Regions from separate parts of the Homo sapiens genome. Here region 1 is linked to region 2. A link is an interaction called in ENCODE POLR2A ChIA-PET data of the cell type or tissue named here. Cell type or tissue: Panc1. All regions are shown on one strand. Links, peaks and the distances in the headings refer to the core of each region. The heading gives the core; the rest is flanking DNA.

Evidence for each region. Peaks named below come from ENCODE experiments on the same cell type or tissue, not always from the same donor. Only the 100,000 strongest peaks of a DNase experiment are listed, where the experiment ranks them.
Region 1: POLR2A ChIA-PET joins it to region 2 with 5 read pairs; 4 of 35 experiments call an interaction of 5 or more read pairs at or near these places.

What each region holds. Positions count from the first base shown.
Region 1 is chr16:3,921,961-3,932,754 of GRCh38, forward strand. No RefSeq gene overlaps it. Among named protein-coding and RNA genes, the nearest start is that of TRIDDENT, 23 kb to the right of the region's middle. In Panc1, for the core only: no CTCF peak of the experiment used is centred there; no DNase peak of the experiment used is centred there.
Region 2 is chr16:4,102,306-4,113,099 of GRCh38, forward strand. All of the region lies in intron 2 of ADCY9 (adenylate cyclase 9), which reads right to left. Among named protein-coding and RNA genes, the nearest start is that of ADCY9, 8.7 kb to the right of the region's middle. RefSeq lists an enhancer at 6,137-6,636. In Panc1, for the core only: no CTCF peak of the experiment used is centred there; no DNase peak of the experiment used is centred there; H3K4me3 peaks cover 430 bases; H3K27ac peaks cover 3,552 bases.

The DNA of each region.
Region 1 (10,794 bases), core at 1,678-9,677, 180 kb before region 2:
ACCCGGGAGGCTGAGGCTGGAGAATCGCTTGAACCCAGGAGGCAGAAGTTGCAGTGAGCCGAGATCCCGCCATTGCACTCCAGCCTGGGCAACAAGAGCAAAAAAAAAAGGCGTTTAATGAAAGAGAATACACTAAATAATAAGTTTGTGCTATTTCGTCCTTTTCTTAGAGCCACGGTAAGAGGTATAGGGGAGAGGAAGGAGAAGTGGTCTTTTCTTACTCAATTCTTCAAATCGCCTAAACTGGGAAGGTATTGGCCAGATAGTTTCCAGAAGGAACTCTCCCGCAGCTGAAGGCAATTCTCCCAGCCTTGGCAGCTGCTTGGAGTAACACGCACACCTTCTTGGTGTTAACCTCCTTTGACATCGTGCAAATGGCCGATACTTACCTGGTTGCAGTGGGGCCCCTGCCACGCACTGTCCCGGGCGGAGAGGCATCTTTGGCTTGCCGGGTCCGTGAGCTGCCAATCATCATGCAGGAAACCAACTCGCTGGCCAGACCTCCTGCATAAATGCCCTGGAGCAGCCACCAGAGCCCAGAAGTTGGACAGGGCAGGGAGGAAGCCGCTGGCAGAATGAGGAAAACCTGTTCTGAGATGGGAGGTGGGAGGTGGGAGGTGTTGCGCTGGGAAGGGAAACTCCGTGGAGGGGTTGGGTGGTCCTGGCTCATCTTGACCCTTGCCTGTCTGGAAGGGGGATTTTTAAAAAACTGGATGGAAATTGGACAAGATGTACTTGTTTAATGGGGAAAGATGAGGTGAGTGATTTTAAGTGTTAGAGAACAATCTGGGAAACCTGCCCCTTAAGGAAAACCTGATATGGGGGAAAATTCCCACAAAGCTGAGAGGAAGCAGGTGCCAGTCTCGCTGATGCAGACTGGGGAGCATCTTTCTCTCTGCAGAATGTGCTCAGGGGTTCACCCCCAGTCTGTAATTGAGGGTGAGGCAGGGAAGCTGAAAGCAGCAGCAGCAGAAGTCCGCCCAAAGGTGGCTGTGATTCCAGCCCGGTCAAGAACGGCGGATCCACTCCTTGGCAGGGAACTGCAAGTCAAACCCACAGTGAGGCTGGGCTCGGGGGCTCACGCCTGTAATCCCAGCACTTTGGGAGGCCGAGGTGGGTGGATCACCCCTAAAGTCAGAAGTTCGAGACCAGCCTGGCCAACATGGTGAAACCCCGTCTCTACTAAAATTACAAAAATTAGCTGGGGGTGGTGGTGGGCCCCTGTAATCCCAGCTACCCGGGAGGTTGAGGCAGGAGAATCGCTTGAACCCGGGAGGCGGAGGTTGCAGTGAGCCAAGATCACACCAGTGCACTCCAGCCTGGGCGAAAGAGTGAGACTCTGTCTCAAAACAAACAAACAAACAAAAAACAAAACCACAATGAGACACCACCTTATGTCCACGAGGATGCCACAGTCAAAACCATGGAGAATGAGAAGTGATGGCAGGGACGTGAAGACATGGCAACCTTTATGCACCTTTGATGGGAATGTAAAATGACGCAGCCATTGTGCAAAATAGCATGGCCATTCCCCAAAAGTTTAAACACAGGGTTACCAGCAACTCCACTCCTATGTATATACCCGGGAGAAATGAAAACTGCCATCCACACAAAAACGTGTGCAGGCATGCTCACACCAGCATTGCCTTTAATAGCCCAAAGTGGAAACAACCCAGATGTCCGCAAACTGATGAATAGATAAACAAAATGTGGTCTATCCATACAATGGAATATTATTCAACCATAAATATGACTGAAGTCAGGCACAGTGGCTCATGCCTGTAATCCTAGCACTTTGGGAGGCTGAGGCGGGTGGATCACCTGAGGTCAGGAGTTCGAAACCAGCCTGGCCAGCAGGGTGAAACCCAGTCTCTATTAAAAATACAAAAATTAGCTGGGCGTGGTGGTGGGCGCCTGTAATCCCAGCTACTAGGGAGGCTGAGGCAGGAGAATCACTTGAACCTGGTAGGCAGAGGTGGCAGTGAGCTGAGATCATGCCACTGCACACTAGCCTGGGCAACAGAGGAAGACTCTGTCTCCAAAAAAAAAAAAAGCAGGAAGTAGAAGATGTATGGTTGTCTGGAGTTAGGATTGGGGAATGGCAGGATTAGGGAAGTGATAGTTAAGAGATAATGGTGTTTCTTTTTGGGATAATGAAAATGTCCTAAAGTGGATTGTGGTGATGGTTGTACAACTCTATGAATATATGAAAAGTTATTGAATTGTATACTTAAAAGGGTGAATCAGGCCAAGCGCAGTGGCTCATGTCTGTAATTCTAGCATTTTGGGAGGTCAAGATGGGAGGATCACTTGAGCCCAGGAATTTGAGATCAGCCTGGGCAACATGGTGAGACCCCATCTCTATAAAAATAAAAACTAAAAAAAAATAGTGAATCATATGGTATGTGAATTATATCTCAGCAAAACTGTTTAAAGAAAAAGAGGCCGGGCACGGTGGCTCACGCTTGTAATCCCAGCACTTTGGGAGGCCGAGGTGGGCGGATCACGACGTCAGGAGATCGAGACCACGGTGAAACCCCGTCTCTACTAAAAATACAAAAAATTAGCCAGGCGTGGTGGCAGGTGCCTGTAGTCCCAGCCACTCGGAGAGGCTGAGGCAGGAGAATGGCGTGAACCCGGGAGGCGGAGGTTGCAGTGAGCCGAGATCGCGCCACTGTACTCCAGCCTGGGCAATAGAACGAGACTCTGTCTCAAAATAAATAAATAAATAAATAAATAAATAAAAGAAAAGAAAAAGAATTTTGGGTCAGGGAGTCTGTTTTTAGTCTGTGTGGTAGGATCTCCTATAATCCCTCCAGCTGTCTGTGAAATGATTGACCTGGACTGGATAGGGCTAACAATAAAGGAATTTCTTGTTATAGTAAGTGCATAAGATAAGGGTACAAATTCTACTCTGAGGCACCCATGAAAAGTGAGGGCTAGGAAAAAAAATATCACCCTGAACATTCAGACTAAAAACAATCAATACATAATTGATTGTGCAACAATCTGCAGTAATATAAGAGACAGCTTAAAAAGAAACTGCAATAGAGAAGAAATTGAATCAGTAATTAATAACTTTCCAAAACAGAAAGTGCCAGGTCCAGATGGGCTCACTGGTGAATTCTACTAAACACTTTAGGAAGAAATTATACCAATTCTCTACAATCTCTTTCAGAAGAGAGAAACTGAGGGTATACTTCCTAACTCATTCTACGAGGCTAGCATCACGTTTCCTAACTTATTCTATGAGGCTAGCATCACCTTAACCAGACATCACCAGAAAGAAAAACTACAAGGCAGGGTACAATGGCTCTTGCCTGTAATCCCAGCACTTTGGGAGGCTGACGCAGAGGACTGCTTGAGCTCAGGGAGTTTAAAACCAGCCTGGGCAACATAGTGAGAGCTCGTCTCTACTGAAATTTAAAAAAAAAAAAAAGGTTGGGTATGGTGGCTCATGCCTGTAATCCCAGCACTTTGGGAGGCCGAGGCAGGCAGATCACCTGAGGTCAGGAGTTCAAAACCAGCCTGGCCAACATGGTGAAACCCCATCTGTACAAAAAATACAAAAATTAGCTGGTCGTGGTGGCTCAGGCCTGTAATCCCAGCTACTCAGGAGGCTGAGGCACAAGAATCCCTTGAACCCAGGAGGTGGAGGTTGCAGTGAGCCGAGATTGCACCACTGCACGCCAGCCTAGGTGACAGAGTGAGACTCAGTCTAAAAAAAAAAAAGAAAAGAAAAATTAGCCAAGAGTGGTGGGGCACACCCATAGTCCCAGCTATTCGGGGGGTTGAGGCAGGAGGATTATTTGAGCCTGGGAGGTTGAGGCTGCAGTGAGCCCTGATTGTGCCACTGCACTCCAGCCTAGGCAACAGAGTGAGACCCTGTCTTAATTTAAGAAAGAAAGAAAAAGAAAAGAAAACTACAGACCAATATATCTTATGAACATAGATGCAGAAATTCCCAACAAAATATTAGCAAACAGAATCCAACAATGTATAAATAGAAGTATACACCACTACCAAGTGGGATTTGTCCTAGGTATGCAAGCCTGATTCAACATTTGGAAATCAATTAATGTAATCCATCACATCGACAGGCTAAGGAAGAAAAATCACACGACCATATCAACAGATGTTGTTACACCCTTCACACAAATTAACGCAAAATGGATCCCAGACCATTTGAGTTAATGCAGTACTATAAAACTCCTAGAAGATAACATAGGAGAAAATCCAGATGACCTTGGGCATGGCAGTGACTTTTAGAAAACAACAAAAAAGATACAATCCATGAAAGAAATAACTGATAAGCTGGATTTCATTAAAATCAAGAATGTCTGCTCTGTGAAAGACACTTTCAAGAGAATGAAAAGACAAGCTACAGACTTGGAGAAAATATTTGAAAAAGACTTATCTGATAAAGGACTGTTATCTAAGATATACAAAGAATTCTTAAAACTCAACAATAAGAAAATGAACAGATGGATTGAAAAAATGGGCAGAAGATCTAAACAGACGCCTCACCAGAGAAGAGATACAGATGGCAAATAAGCATATGAAAAGATGCTCCGTATCATATGTCATTAGGGAAATACAAATTAAAACAACAATGAGCTGGGTGCGGTGGCTCACGCCTGTAATCCCAGCACTTTGGGAGGCCGAGGTGGGAGGATCACGAGGTCAGGAGATCGAGACCATCCTGGCTAAGGTGGTGAAAACCCCGTCTCTACTAAAAATACAAAAAATTAGCCAGGCATGGTGGCACGTGCCTGTAGTCCCAGCTACTCTGGAGGCTGAGGCAAGAGAACTGCTTGAACCTGGGAGGCGGAGGTTGCAGTGAGCGGAGATCGTGCCACTGCACTCCAGCCTGGGCAACAGAACGAGACTACATCTCAAAACGGTGTCGCAGTTTCTTACAAAGCTAAACATACCCTTACCATAAGATCCAGCAATCACACTCCTTCTTATTTACCCAGATGAGTTGAAAATTTCAGTCAACACAAGGATCTGCACATAGATGTTTATAGCAGCGTTATTCATAATTGTTAAAACTTGGACACACCCAAGATGTTCTTCAGTAGGTGAAGGGATAATTAAACCTTGGCATATCCAGACAACGGAATATTATTCAGTACTAAAAAGAAATTCAATGGACTATTATTCAGTGCTAAAAAGTTATCAAGTCATGAAAAGACATGGAGGAACTTTTTTTTTAATACAAATTTTAACTGTATTAAAATAGAGATGGAGTCTTACCATGTTGCCCAGGCTGGTCTCGAACTCCTGGGTTCAGGCAATCCTCCAGCCTCAGCCTCCTAAAGTGCTAAGATTATAGATGCAAGCCACCACACCCAGCCATTTTATTTATTTATTTATTTATTTATTTATTTATTTATTTATTTATGGAGATGGAGTCTCACTCTGTTGCTCAGGCTGGAGTGCAGTGGCACGATCTCTGCTCACTACAACCTCTGCTTCCCCAGTTCAAGTGATTCTCCTGCCTCAGCCTTCTGAGTAGCTGGGATTACAGGTATGTGCCACCATGTCTGGCTAATTTTTGTATTTTAGTAGAGATGGGGTTTCACCGTGTAGGTCGGGCTGGTCTCGAACTCCTGACCTCAGGTGATCTGCCCGCCTTGGCCTCCCAAAGGGCAGGGATTACAGGCGTGAGCCACAGCGCCCAGCCATTGACGAACCATAAACGCATGTTACTAAGTGAAAGACACCAATCTGAAAAGGCCACATAGTATATGATTCCAACTATACAACATTCTGGAAAAGGCAAAGCTATGCAGATATGGAGACAGTAAAAGGATCACTAGTTTCTAGGCGTTAAAGGAGAGAGAGGGATGAATAGGTGATGCACAGAGGATTTTTAGGGCAGTGAAACTACTCTGTATGATACGGTAGTGATGGATTCATATCATTATATATTTGTCCAAACCCATAGGATGTACAACACCAAGAGTGAACCCTAATGTTAACTGTGGACTTCATGAAGGTGTGTCAATGTAGACTGATTCTATCTACCTACCTACCTACCTACCTACAAGGTCTCGCTCTGTTGCCCAGGGTGGTCTTGAATTCCTGGGTTCAAGCAATCCTCTTGCCTTGGCCTTCCAAAGTGCTGTCCAGTGTAGGTTTATTGACTGTAACAAATATGCCACTCAGGGCAGGATATTGATTGTCAGGGAGGTTGTATGTATGCGGGGAAATGGGTATGTGAGAATTCTCTCTACTTTCTGCTCAATTTTGCTGTGAACCTAAAACAACAACAAAAAGGAAGGGAAGGAAAGGGAGAGGGAAGGGAGAGGGAAGGGAGAGGGAGGGGCAGGCCGGGCATGGTGGCTCATGCTTGCAATCCCAGCACTTTTGGGAGGCCAAGGCAGGTGGATCACTTGAGGTCAGGAGTTCGAGACCAGCCTGGCCAACATAGTGAAACCCTGTCTCTACTAAAAATACAAACAAATTAGCTGGGCATGGTGGTGGGCACCTGTAATCCCAGCTACTTGGCAGGCTGAGGCAGGCGAATTGGTTGAACCTGAGAGGTGGAGGTTGCAGTAAGCCGAGGTCGCACCACTGCACTCCAGCCTGGGCCACAGAGTAAGACTCCGTCTCAAAAAAAAAAAAAAAATTAGCCAGGCATGGTGGCGCGTGCCTGTAATCCTAGTGCTCAGGAGGCTGGGGCAGGAGAATCACCTGAACCCAGGAGGTGGTGTGAGCCCAGATTGTGCCACCGCACTCCAGCCTGGGGGACAGAGCAAGACTCTGTCTCAAAAAAAAAAAAAAAAAGAAAAAAGAAAAAAGAAAAAAAAGTGCAACTTTTGCTCACTTTTCAACAGCAACAATGGAAGCTAGAAGTAGTAGAATAATCTCTTCAATCTGTTGGAAAGAAAACTAAACAACACAACAACAGCAAACTTGCCAAACTAGAATTTTACTCAGTGGAAAAGTTCTTCAGTAAAGAGAAGTCTAGGGTGTTCTTCAGGCAGAAGGAAAAATTGTCCCAGAGAGGAGGTTGGGGATAGAGGAAGGAATGAAAAGGGATAAAAATGTCTCACTCTGTTGCCCACAGTGGCACGATCTTGGCTCACTTCAAATTCTGCCTCCTGGGTTCAAATGATCCTCCCACCTCAGCCTCCCAAGTAGCTGGGATTACAAGCATGTGCCACCATGCCCGACTAATTTTTATATTTTTAGTAGAGACAGGGCTTCACCATGTTGGCCGGGCTGGTCTTGAACTCCTGACCTCAAGTGATCTGCCCGTCTCGGCCTCCTAAAGTGCTAGAATTATAGGTGTGAGCCACCACGCCCAGCCGCTTATTGTAATTTTTAGAATAATTGCTAAAAATGGTAAAAAACCAGAATAGCTCTCAAACTAACACAGGAACAAAATGAAAATGTAAAAATGCAACCAAACTAAACAAAGCCAAAAATGAGATAAAAGAACAGAGAAGGCCAGGAGCAGTGGCTCATGCCTGTAATCCCAGCAATTTGGGCGGCTGAGGCAAGTGGATCACTTGAGATCAGGAGTTCGAGACCAGCCTGGCCAACATGGTGAAACCACATCTCTACTAAACATACAAAAATTAGCCAGGCGTGGTGACGGGTGTCTGTGATCCCAGCTACTCAGGAAGCTGAGGCAGGAGAACTGCTTGAACCCAGAGGCAGACGTTGCAGTGAGCTGAGATTGCACCATTGCGCTCCAGTCTGAGCAACAGAGTGAGACGCTGTCTCAAAAAAAAAAAAAAAAAGAAAAAAAAAAATAGGACAGAGAATAGGTGATGAATAGAAAGCCCATTCATGGCAAACTGCATATCAGTAATTACATGAATGGTAAGTGGGTTAAATGCTCCAGCTAAAAGACAAAGATTGTCATACTGGATAGACACCAAATCCAACAAATATTAAATACAAGAAACACGTGTAATACTTAGAGATAAAGCAAGACTGAAAGGAAAATAATAAAGAAGTATACACTATTGAAATACTATTAGGACAGCCAGTGTAGTAAATTCCAATGTCAAGCAAATGTACTTTAAAATGAAAAAAAAAAAAAAAAGCGTCTCTAGAATTAAGGAGGGTCACCCTATAATAATAAAAGATTATTTTAAATTTGTATGTACCTAATTACATGATACATAGAGCAATGTGAACAGAATTATATGGAGAAACAGACAAGTCCATATTCATAGTGGGATGTTTGACACAGCTTTTTCAGTAATCAATGGAACAGGCAGACAATAAATCAATAACACTGTAGAAGATTTGAGACATCATAATGAACAATCTTGTTGTATGAACATATGGAGAACTGTGCACCCAACAAGTGAAAAATATGTTATTTTCAAAAAGATATCATCCATTTTAAAATACGATGATCTGCTGGGCCAAAACGCAAGTTTCAACACATTTCAAAGGATTAAAATACAGCAGATAATGTTATCCTAACATATTGCAAATAGTTTAAGAATCGATAATAAAAATATTAAAAAGTCCCTGTACCTTTGAAAACTATACTTTCGAGTAACGTGCTTCTAAAATATACTTCTAAATAATGCATGGGTTTCAGAACAAATAAAAACGGAAATTTGAAATTACTTTGAACTATACTATATGTAATGAAAAACAAAATACAACAAAACTTATGGAGTAAAGCTAATGCAGTGTTTGGGGGGAAATTTATAGCCTTAATTGCATATTTTAGGGAAGAAGAAAGACTTAAAATATAATGAGCTAAGCACATTCATTTTAAGATGTCAGGAAAAGAACAACTAAAGAAACCCAACAAAAATAGACAGGAGGAAATGATTTAAATATATAATAAAGTAGACAGGAGGAAATGATTTCAATGTATAATAAGTATAAAAACAAACACACAACGGAGAGAATCAACAAAGCCAAAACTGAAACCACTAATAAAATTGGTTAATCCCTAAAGAGAATGATTAAAAGGAAACAATTTGACAGTTTTCACAAAAGGCATCTGTGAAAAGAAAAAGAAAATAGAAAAGGAAAAGGCTGGGCGTGGTGGCTCACGCCTGTAATCCCAGCACTTTGGGAGGCTGAGGCGGGCGGATCACCTGAAATCAGGAGTTTGGCACCAGCCTGGCTAACATGGTGAAACCCCATTTCTACTAAAAATACAAAAAATTAGCTGGGCGTGGTGATGGGTGCCTATAATCCCAGCCACTCAGGAGGCTGAGGCAGGAGAATCGCTTGAACCCGGGAGGCAGAGGTTTCAGTGAGCTGAGATCGCGCCATTGCACTCCAGCTTGGGCGACAAGAGTGAAACTCTATCTCATAAAAAAGAAAAGGAAAAAAAAAAAAGAAAAGAAGGCACAAATAACAAATACAAGAAATAAAAAAGGGACTTCACCACAAAATAAGAGTATATTATCGAAAACTTTAAGCCAACAAACTTGAAAATTTGGTGAAATGAACAGATTCACAGAAAAATACAACCTAACTGACACAATAAGAAATAGAAAACCTTAGTCCTTGGGCAGGTGCAGTGGCTCACACCTGTAATCCCAGCACTTTGGGAGGCCGAGGCGGGCGGATCGCCTGAGGTCAGGAGTTCAAGACTAGCCTGGCCAACATGATGAAACCCCATCTCTACTGAAAATAACAAAAATTAGCTGGGCGTGGTGGCGGGCCCCTGTAATCCCAGCAACTTGGGAGGCTGAGGCAGGAGAATCGCTTGAACTCAGGAGGCGCAGGTTGCAGGAGCAGAGATCACACCATTGCACTCCAGCCTGGGGGACAAGAGCGAGACAAAAAAGAAAATCTTAGTCCTGTAACTATCAGAGAAATTAAACTGTAATTTAAAAAAATCCTATGATAAAACTCAGAGCCTAAATTCCTTCATTAGGGAATACTACTAAACACTGAAGAAAGAAATAAAGCTAAGTTATAACATACTTTTTCCAGAAAGGAGAAAAAGAATCATGGACTAATTTTGGGAGACTAGCATAACCTTTATACTAACAGCCAACGAGAACAGTTAAAAAAAAAAAAAAAGAAAGAAAAATACAGATTAATTTCACTCATTAACTGCAAAAATCCTAGACAAAATATTAGCAAGTCAAATCAAGCAATATATAAAAGGATTATACATAATGACCATATTGGATTTATTCCAGGAATGCAGCTTTGGTGTAACATTAGGAAATCAATGGACAGAATTCACCATGTTAATAGATTGAAGGAGGAAATTCAGCCGGTGTGGTGGCTCATGCCTGTACTTTGAGAAGCCAAAGTGAAGCCAAGTGTTTTGAGAGGCCACACTGTGAGGACAGCTTGAGGCCAGGAGTTTGGAAAGAGCCTGGGCAACATAGTGAGACCCTGTTTCTACAAAAAATTAGCTGGGTATCATGATGCATGCCTATAGTCCCAGCTACTCAGGAGGGTGAGGCGGGAGGATCGTTTGAGCCCAGGAGTTCAAGTTTACAATAAGCTATGATTGTACCACTGCACTCCAGCCTGGGTAACAAAAGAAGACCCTGTCTCTTAAAAAAAAAAAAAAAAAAAGGGTATAAAGGGTTAGGAAGTTGGGAAAAAAATTACCAAAAGAGTCTTTTTTTTTTTCTTTAAGACAGAGTTTTGCTTTTGTTGCCCAGGCTGGAGTACAAGGGCAAGATCTCAGCTCACTGCAACCTCTACTTCCCAGGTTCAAGCAATTCTCCTGCCTCAGCCTCCCAAGTAGCTGGGATTACAGGCGTCTGCCACCACGCCCAGCTAATTTTTTTTTTTTTTTTTTTTTTTGAGACGGAGTTTTGCTCTGTCACC
Region 2 (10,794 bases), core at 1,677-9,676:
ACCATACAACCGAGAATTAAGCCCGAATGTATCAGAAATCAAAATCCAAGCACCCAACCATTCAAGGGTGAGCCCTTCCAAAAAAAATTTACAGAAACAAAGTTGATGGTTGTTTCTTTGTTTGTTTGTTTGTTTTTGAGATGGAGTTTCGCTCTTGTTGCCCAGGCTAGAGAGCAGTGGCATGATCTCAGCTCACCGCAACCTCCGCCTCCTGGATTCAAGCAATTCTCCTACCTCAGCCGCCCGAGTAGCTGGGACCACAGGCATGTGCCACCATGCCTGGCTAATTTTGTGTTTTTAGTAGAGACGGGGTTTCTCCATGTTGGTCAGGCTGGTCTCGAACTCCCGACCTCAGGTGATCCGCCCGCCTCGGCCTCCCAAAGTACTGGGATTACAGGCGTGACTCACTGCGCCCAGCCATGTGTTTGTTTTTTGAGGCAGAGTCTCGCTCTGTCGCCCAGGCTGGAATGCAGTGGTGCCATCTCGGCTCACTGCAGCCTCCGCCTCCCAGGTTCAAGTGATTCTCCTGCCTCAACCTCCTGAGTAGCTGGGATTACAGGTGCCCACCACCACGCCTGGCTAATTATAGTATTTTTAGGAGAGACGGAGCTTCACCGTGTTGGCCAGGCTGGTCTCCAACTCTTGACCTCAGGTGATCCACCCACCTCGGCCTCCCAAAGCGCTGGTATTACAGGCACGAGCCATGGCCAGCTCGAAGTTGATGGTCTTTATCACACACTTTGAACATGAGCAACAAAGATTTACCAGAATCACAAAAGATTTTTAAGGATTTTGTAAGAAAAGGTCAATGTATGAACTAAGGTCACTTGCTATTTCCACAGGCAATATGTAATGGGTGTGACAACTCCAATTGGCGTTGTTTCACACACATGAGAATGCGTGTTTGGGTGGCACATACAAAACCCTCAGTCTTCCCATCTTGCAGCCCAGCTAGCGAAGCAGTACTCAAAGTGTGATCCGCAGATCCCTAGAGGTCCTTGAGGCCTTTGCAAGGCATCTGTGGAGTCTAAACTATTTGCACAATGACACTAAGACAGCATTTGCCTTCTTCAGTGTTGACACTTGCAGTGACAGTGCAGAAGAAGCCATGGGTGAAACTGCTAGTGCCTGAGCAGGTCCCGATGCAGGGAAACCAAACTGCACTAGCCCTCAGCTTGTCCTTCACTACCCCACACTTACGAAAGGAAAGGCAGACAGCTTCACTTAAGAATGTCCCTGATGGGCCGGGCATAGTGGCTCACGCCTGTAATCCCAGCATTTTGTGAGGCCGAGGTAGGGAGATCACCTGAGGTCAGGAGTTCAAGACCAGCCTGGCCAATATGGCGAAACCCCGTCTCTACCATAAAGACAAAAATTAGCCGGGCGTGGTGGCACACATCTGTAAATCCCAGCTACTTGGGAGGCTGAGGCAGGAGAATCACTTGAACCCAGGAGGCGGAGGTTGCAGTGAGCCAAGATCACACCACTGCACTCCAGCCCGGGCGACAGAGCGAGACTCTGTCACAAAAACAGAAAAAAGAAAAAAAAGAATGTCCCAGATGAAGCTGTCAACATGAATGATTGGTTAAATCGCAAGCTTGAGTAGGTGTCTTCTGAATAGTCTGAGTGATGAAATGAGAAGCACGCCTACGACGACGCTGCTGCCCATCAAAGCACAGCGGTCCTGGAGAAAAGCAGCTGTGCAGCTGTTTGGATTGCAAGCTGAACTGGCCACCTTTTTGGTAGCACATTATTTACACGTGACCTACAGACAAACCACGGTCGTTCAGGCTTGAGTACGGGCAGACCATTCCTGGGAATATGAATGAGTCTGTCGCTTCAAGGAAAATAACTGACAGTATTTGCCGCCAATGATAAAAAATTCCAGTTTTCAAGTAGAGTTTTGGAAAACTTACATCAGCCACTGTGATGAACTCAACATCTTCAGACTATTAGACTTTACTGACGTCAACATGTGGAAGAGCTGCATCATTCAAGAGACCAATATTTTCCAAATGACTAGTGCATGACGTTATAAAATCACACCTGGGTAAAAACCCAACAGCATTTAATATAATAGTGTACAAAAAAAGATAATAAAATTTCAGATTCCATATTGCAACTAACATTTAAGAAACTACCACTCAAAATAAAAAATCAGCGGGGTGTGGTGGTGCATGCCTGTAGTCCCAGCTACTTGGTAGGCCAAGGCAGAAGGATCACTTGAGCCCAGGAGGTCAAGGCTGGAGTGAGCTATGGTAGCACCACTGCACTCCAGCCTGGGTGACAGAGTAGGACCCCATCTCAGAAAAAGAAAAAGAAACTACTACTCACTTGTTGAATGTTTCTACAGAATCAAAGAAAAATATCCAGAATCACATAAAAAGGCTATGAAAATGCTCTTCCAACTAAAGCCAGATTTTCTACACATTTTTCAACATATTGCAACAAATTGAATGCCAAAGCGGTTAAGAAAATTCAGCGAACACACTTAAAAGTGTTTTAACACGGTAGATTTCTGTTGTGTACATTTTATCACTCAAAAAACCTCAGCCGTGGGTCGGGCGCAGTGGCTAACATGCTGAAACCCTGTTTCTACTAAAAATACAAAAAATTAGCCGGGTGTGGTGGTGCGTGCCTGTAATCCCAGCTACTCGAGAGGCTGAGGCAGGAGAATCGCTTGAACCCAGGAGGCAGAGGTTGCAGTAAGCCGAGATCGTGCCACTGCACTCCAATGTGGGCAACAAGAGGGAAAAAAATCCACCAAAAAAAAAACAAAAAACTTCAACCGTTTATTAATCCAGACATTAAAGAGATTTGCAAAAATGTATGGCAGTGCCACCCTTCTCATCAAATTTTTTCATTTTACAAAATATAGTTACTTTTATAAAAATGTTACTTACATTAACATGCAATGGGTGAAATGAATTACTATTTTGAAATAAATTTAGAAAAGATTTTTAAGCTTCTCAGTTTGTTTCAATTTCTAATACTGTAAATATCAATAGACAACCTATATAAATAATGCACATAAGCCTGGGAAACATAGGGAGACGTCATCTCTACAAATAATTTTTAAAATTAGGCCGGGCATGGTGGCTCACACCTATAATCCCAGCACTTTGAGAGGCTGAGGCGGGCAGATCACTTGAGGCCAAGATTTTGACACCAGCCTGGCCAACATGGTCAAACACCATTTCTACTAAAAATACAAAAAAAAAAAAATTGGCCGGGCATGGTGGCATGCATCTGTAATCCCAGCCACACGGGAGACTGAGACACGAGAATTCCTTGCACCCAGGAGGCAGAGGTTGCAGTAAGTTAAGATCACACCACTGCTCTCCAGCCTGGGCAAGAGTGAGACTCCGTCTCAAAAAAAAAAAAAAAAAAAAATTAGTTGGATGTGGTGGCATGCGCCTGTGTCCTAGCTACTGAAGAGGCTGACATGGAAGGATCATCTGAGTGCAGGAGGTCGAGGCTGCAGTGAACTGTGACTGCACACTGTACTCCAGCCTGGGCAACAGAGGAAGACCCTGTCTCAAAAAGAAAAGAAAAAAAACCTACAGAAACAACAATTTCTACTGGATTAGAGGAAGGCATATAAGCTAGGTGCAGCTATCCCTGACTGTCGGGGCCCAGCATTTCACCCTGTTTCCCAGCTTCTGCCCTCTAGGTCACACTACTGCCACCACTACTGCTACAACTCATTCTGCCTCCACTGCCACCAGCAGCCTCTAGCGGGTTTGATGTTCCCACCTATCCCAGAACATTGAGCCTTCCCACTTAACTCCGCAGAAAGGATGCCAGGAATTTTTTACAAGTGCAATGCTAGCAAAGGCTGGGGAAAATGAGACAAAAAACCTGATTTCCAAGAGCAGACAAGTTTTACAAGGGGCAGTCTTCTTCGCTGAAGTTGACTAAAATTTAGCCACGGGTTGGCTTGGCTGGTGTGGTTCACTGGGTACATCCACAAGACTACAAGAATATCACTGCTGTCTGCAGTCTTCCCAGGGGAGGACCACCCTACCCTTGGCCCACACCACGGATGGCGGCCCCACATCCACCCTCTGATGCAGCCCAGTCCCTTCCCTTCTGTTCCGCGGCAGCACCGGTGCCTGGCCACTTCCCTTGCCAGTTCCCTTCCTGTTTCAAAAACTCTCATCTCTTCACAAAATTCCCTCCAGGGATGCTAGTTCCTGTTGGAAAAGGTCTTGAGGTGTGTCACAGGCAAAGTACAAATGATATGCCCAGGGCCAGATGGATGACAGGCCCCTAAGCTCAGCTAGTCCAGAGTCAGGAGGGGACCTGCAGAATTCTAATGGTGAATGATTACACTCTTACAGTTTTGGAATTCCAGCAAAAACACCAATACTAAAATCACCAACCAAGACAAAGACGAGACTTACGGCCCACGCAGGCTTCTGCACACTCTGTGCCCAGACATGGACAGATTAATGTGGGTTGGTTGGTTGGTTTTTTTCCAAGATTACTATTCCACAGCAAAGTACATAGGCAACGCTGACCAATATGCAGAAACATAATTACTATCTCACCAAGCTGGCCAGAAGACAAAAATCTTGAAACTTCTTGACTTGCTCTAATTGTTCCTTCTCCATGTTTCCCTTCCTTAGGCATTCTACCTGAAAAGACAGCCCTCCCTTCCTTCTTCATCCCATTGGCAATTCAGCAAACCTTAACCTTCTCTTGCTTTACCAGAGGTTACTTCTACTCGAAAGCTTGTCTTCAGAATTAACAGCTGTGTCCTTGTCACTGTAAGCCAGGTCTCAAAGAGCCTGAACAAATGGTCACTGGGGGCAGCTTGAGTGTCGACTCTACTGCTGTTTTCTGTCTCCCACCCCAGCTGTGGAGGGGAACTGTGTGCCTCATCTCATCTCTGCCATTTGCTATCTGAGAGGCTGTATTTCCACGTGCATAACAGATCCTGCTCAAGAATGCAGGTCAAGGCTGGGCGTGGTGGCTCACGCCTGTAATCCCAGCCCTTTGGGAGGCTGAGGCTGGTGGATCACCTGAGGTCAGGAGTTCAAGACCGGCCTGGCCTACATGGTGAAACCCCATCTCTACTAAAAATACAAAAATTAGCCGGGCGTGGTGGCGCACACCTGTAATCCCAGCTATTTGGGAGGCTGAGGCAGGAGAACCGCTTGAACCTGGGAGGCAGAGGTTGCAGTAAGCTGAGATCACGCCATGGCATTCCAGCCTGGGTGACACAGCCAGACTCTGTCTCAAAAAAAAAAAAAAAAAAAAAAAAAAAAGAATGCAGTGCAGGTCAACACAGAATTTCCAAGCAAGGAGACTGAGCTCTGCTAACGGGTTAGCATCCCAGTGGCAAGGGTTGCAGGCTTAGGTGGGGACAAGCTAACGGGGGAAGGAAGGGGAACACCTGAGCATGCAACTGAACCCCAAACCAACACCTGGCTAGGGTTCTGTCAGCTGGCAGGCCCGTGCTCAGGGTTAATGGGGCGCCCAGATTTCCGGCATGAGACAGGTGTTTGTTTGCAGAGGCTAACGCATACAGAATGCCTCCGTCCACTGTCGGTCTGTCGGCCCACCAGACAGGGTCTACATAGGAACTCCTCTAAGGCAAAGGTCTCGATCACAGAGGTGGCCAACAGGTGACAATCTGCCCAAATGCATACCAGCGGGTCTCCTCCCCAAGTTGCTCCACAAGCATAAAGTTTGGCTGGGGAAAAAAGCTTTTTTAATTTCTGCATCTGACAATGTGATCACTCCCTGGTATTCCCCTCTTCAGAGATATGACCATGGGTGTGGATGAGAGCGGAGGAGCATCTTCATTCTGTCTTCCTAATATTTACACGGGAAAAGAAGATGCCTGTAGATATTTTCTAACAGTTTCATTTTCTGTCTTTGTGACCCTGTATCTATGACAGGAAAAGCCAACAGCTCGAGATAACACGTCTCACCATTTTTTGCTTGTGGCCCAAGGCAGAATACAACAGCCACGGTTCCCTCAGGCCTAGCGGTTTCATCCCAAATGCTGTGGAAGGTCCCTCACCTTAATCAGACCGTTTCTTCATTTTTTTTTTTTTTTTTTTTTTTTTTTTTTGGCGACAAAGTCTCGCCCTATCGCCCAGGCTGGAGTGCAATGGCACGATCTCGGCTCACTGCAAACTCCACCTCCTGGGTTCGAACGATTCTCCTGCCTCAGCTTCCCAAGTGGCTGGGACTAAAGGCGCCTGCGACCACACCCAGCCAATTTTTGCATTTTCAGTAGAGACAGGGTTTCACCATGTTGGTCAGGCTGGTCTCAAACTCCTGACCTCCTGATCTGCCCACCTCGGTCTCCCAAAGTGCTGGGATTACAGGCATGAGCCACCACGCCCGGCCCATTTCTCCATATCTTTAATAACTGTCCCTCACACTTTTTTTTTTTTTTTTGAGACAGGGTCTCATTCTTGTCGCCCAGGCTGGAGTGCAATGGTGCAATCTTGGCTCACTGCAACCTCCGTCTCCCAGGTTCAAGCAATTCTCCTGCCTCAGCATCCCGAGTAGCTGGGATTACAGGTACCTGCCACCACACCTGGTTAATTTTTGTATTTTTAGTAAATATGGGGTTTCACCACGTTGGCCAGGCTGGTCTCAAACTCCTGACCTCAGGTGATCCGCCTACCTCGGCCTCCCAAAGTGTTGAGATTACAGGCATGAGCCACCATGCCTGGCCCCTCACTTTTTAGATTATTTCCAAAATCCTAGCAGTATGCTAAAAATTCCTGCAACCTTCTCCCAGTGACTGGCCACCCTAGATAAGATTTCTCACACTCGTACACCCCATCTGCTGTATCCCCTTCCTGCTTTATGTTTGTTCACAAAACACTTTTTCTATTTTACTTATTTATGGTTTGACTCCCCTGTTGTCCCCTCTATTAGATCTCCCCTATTTGAAGGCCTGGTTTTTGTTTCTTAGAGACAGGGTCTCACTCTGTCGCCCAGGCTGGAATGCAGTGGTGCAATCACGGCTCTCTGCAACCTCGACCTCGTGGGCTCCAGCGATCCTCCTATATTATTGACTTAAAAATTCTTGTCCCCTATTACAAGAGCAGGAATTGTTGTCTGTTTTGTTTACGGCTGTATTGCCAGAACCCAGAACCGTGCCTGGCACGGAGTAAATGATTTGCTGAATGAGTAAGCAAGCCAGGGGTTCCGGGCCTCTGTACTCTGCAAGTCCATCCTGCATTCTCCATTCATACCATAGCAACTTCAAAGGCCCCTCACCCATTCCTGACTCCACATTGTCGCCAAGTCACTTCCAGAAACTTAAAATGCCATTTCCCATTCACATGGTCAAGCCCTTCCCCTCCTGCCAGTCGTTTGTTTAAATCTGGCTTGCAGTCCCATCAAGCTGCTCTTCCTAATGCCACTCAGATCCCATCACCTCCATCACTGCTACTGTAACTTTGGATTGGGCCACCATCACCCCTACCTGGGATTTACTCGACACCTCATTAATCTCTTTCCAACCCACACTCACTAGCTCTGAAAGAGTGAACTTTCTAAAACTGCAAGTCAGATCACCTAAGCCCCCTGTTGAGTGGTTCCCTGACACCTATGGGGTCAAATGCAAACTCCTTCCCACGCTACCCATGGCCTTCCTTGTCCTGATGAACAACTAACAATCGTCCGCCCCCACAGAGAAGCACAGGGCCCAGCCATACCCACCTCTCCGCTCTGCCCTGGTGCTCTTCTGTCCACCTGGAGAGCCACAGCCTGATCTCAGGACCCAGCTCCAGCAGGAGCCCCCTCTAAAGCGCTCCCCACTCCCGAACATACTCCACAACATTTTTAACTGTGAGCTCACGGAGGTTGGGAACTATTAACGCAGGTCAGACGCGCCCCAAAGTGGGGCCGAGCCCAAGAGGGTTCTTGGCTTTGCCCAGGAAATAATTCAAGGGTGAGCCGGTGGCAGGAAAGAAAACACCTTTATTGAAGAGGCAGGCAGTGTTATACGGCTCCATGACTGCTCCTGCAGAGCTGGGCTTTCCCAAAGGCGGAAAGTAGCAGCTCAGGGCAGTTTTGCAATCATACTTATACCTACTTTTTTTTTTTTTTTTTTTTTTTTTTGAGACGCAGTCTCGCCTAGGCTGTCGCCCAGGCTGGAGTGCAGTGGACATGATCACAGCTCACTGCAACCTCCACCTCCTGGGTTCAAGCGATTCTTCTGCCTCAGCCTCCCGAGCACCTGGGATTACAGGCGCACACCACCACACCAGGCTAATTTTTGTATTTTTAGTAGAGACGGGGTTTCACTATATTGGCCACACTGGTCTCCAACTCATGACCACAGGTGATCCACCCGCCTTGGCCTCCCAAAGTGCTGGGATTACAGGCATGAGCCACTGCGCCCAGCCTTACCTTATACCTACTTTTAATTTCCTGTAGAGTAAAGGTAGGCTTAGGCAGACACTTCTAGGAAAAGGGTGGTGGCTTTTGGGTTGTCAGGTCACGGCCATGGAAAGAGGCAGTAACTCCGGGTGTGGCCATGGCGACAGTAAACTAACAAGGCACACTGGTGGGCGTGCCTTGCAGAACGCTGCTTCTGCCCCATCCCTGTATCAGCTAGTCCTCAATTCGGTCTGGCATCTGAACCCCGCCTCTGGAGTCGAGTCCCACCTCCTACCTCACGATCACGGATCCTGCTCCACGATCACGGATCCTGCTCCACATCCACAGTGCCAGGTGCACAGTCAGTGCCAGGGGCACGACACAGATTTCAGAGTGAAGGAATGTGCAGAAATCATGAAACTACCCTTCTGCAAAGCCTGTTCGGATAAATTTGAATGAGAGGAGCTTCCTTCTGTGCTCCCAGGCTAGTTCTAGAAGCCCCTTCTCATTCTATGGATGCCCATTCCTGCAGGGCCGCTACTGGCTGCTTTTTAACCCTGGGATCAGAAAAGGGGGTAAGAGGGAAAGGCTAATACACCCAGTATTGGGGTTTTTTTTGTTTTTGTTGTTGTTGTTTTTTAAGACAGAGTTGCTCTGTCGCCCAGGCTGGTGTGCAGTGGCGCAGCCTCGGCTCACTACAACCTTCTCTTCCCGGGTTCAAACAATTCTCCTGCCTCAGCCTCCCGTAATACCCAATATTGTATAGAGAAAACATCTGCCACCAGCCCAAAGGCAGAGGCTAAAATCGATCTTACATGTAGATAAGCTTAACTATGTGTGTGAAAGGGTCTTCTACAAACTGTGCTGTCATCTCAATTTAGCTTTGTAAGGACAGTTTCCAAAAGGGCCAGGAAGTTGTGTAGACATACTCTATTCCTGGAGTCCTATCCACAAAGGTTTGTAAAATGAGCTCAAGAAAACAAAATCGTGGTCTCAGAGAAAGAGCTAAAGGAAAGAATATCACTTTTAAAAAATCAGCAGCTAAGCTAAGCCTTCTATCTTCCCTACTCCCTACAGTACTAAAACTTTTATAAATATACAATGTACACAAATGTCAAGAAAAGTTAATTTACCAAATTTACACTATTTGAGGTTTAAAAAAAAAAAAACACAAACTCACTCTAGCATTTTTTTTTTTTGGCTCTGTGTCTGAGACCCCTGATCTACAAACTTAAAAATAAAACTACTCATAAATTCACAAAATAGGTATTCAATGACTTGGCAATTTCCAAACATATTTAATAATTACACCCTCTTCATTTTTGAAATTCGAGTAATACAGCATACAAAGTACAGCTTACAAAACGTTCTCATTGTCCTCTGGGCCAACATATTTAATTTAACGTACTGCCGCCCAGCTCCACCGTCCCACAGTCTCCAAGGACAGAGCTCACAACACCTGGGCCCTAAAAATGCCAAGGTGGCAAGCAGGGGGTTACACCCACAGCCCCGTCCACTGACACCTTCAGACTCAAGAGCGAGTGCCACCGCCCTAAACGGAAAGACACTCATCACGGCAGCATCTTTCAAGTGAACAGAAAGTGTAGTTTCTGACCTTGTTAACATAGTCCTTAAAGTGCTCTAGGTTAGGGGAATTCTCGGGTGAAAATAGTTTTCGTCTACATCCATAAAATCTTCAACAGCAAAGTTAGTAAAATAAAGAAAAATCAGAAGAAAGATGATGTTCCCTTGCCAGAGAACAAATACATAAAAGATACAGGAGCTCAGATCACAAGCCAGAGAAAGAGAATGCCAACTGGACACATAGGATGATCTCACACCAACGACCTATGCAGGCCCTACCTCAACCACTGGACGTCTCTGACTGACACTATTACTTCTGCCGTCTCTGATTGAAACTATTACTTCTGCCATCTCTGATTGGAACTATTAATTACTTCTTCCGAGGATTCCCTTTCCTGAGGCTTTTAACTGTTTAAGTATGCAGTGTGTGGGGACCACAAAATACAATACAGCTTCACAAAAGCAGGCTTTTAAAAAAAATCAGTGTTATTTTCTCTACATACTTCCACAACAGATGTTCCCCTCAATCCTGAAGATTTTAGTAAAACATAAGGACTGTTTAAAAAGGAGGAAGTGGGGGAAGAAATGTAGCAGATTACTTAAAATCTTTCTTTTTCGTCCTACTTATTTTAATATCATTTTCCAGATCTCAAAGACTTTTGTCCTATATTAGAAAAAACAAGCAGCCCAGTAAAAACATCAAGAATAGCAGTAAGGAGCTTCAAACCAGGGACCAGGCACCAGATCCAAACCTGAGAGGATGAGGGAGGGGAATACCAGCTCTCCGGCAGGTACGTTTCTCCCTTCCAAATCACCTGGTGGCTGGAGAAGCTCAATATGAAGCTCTTCACT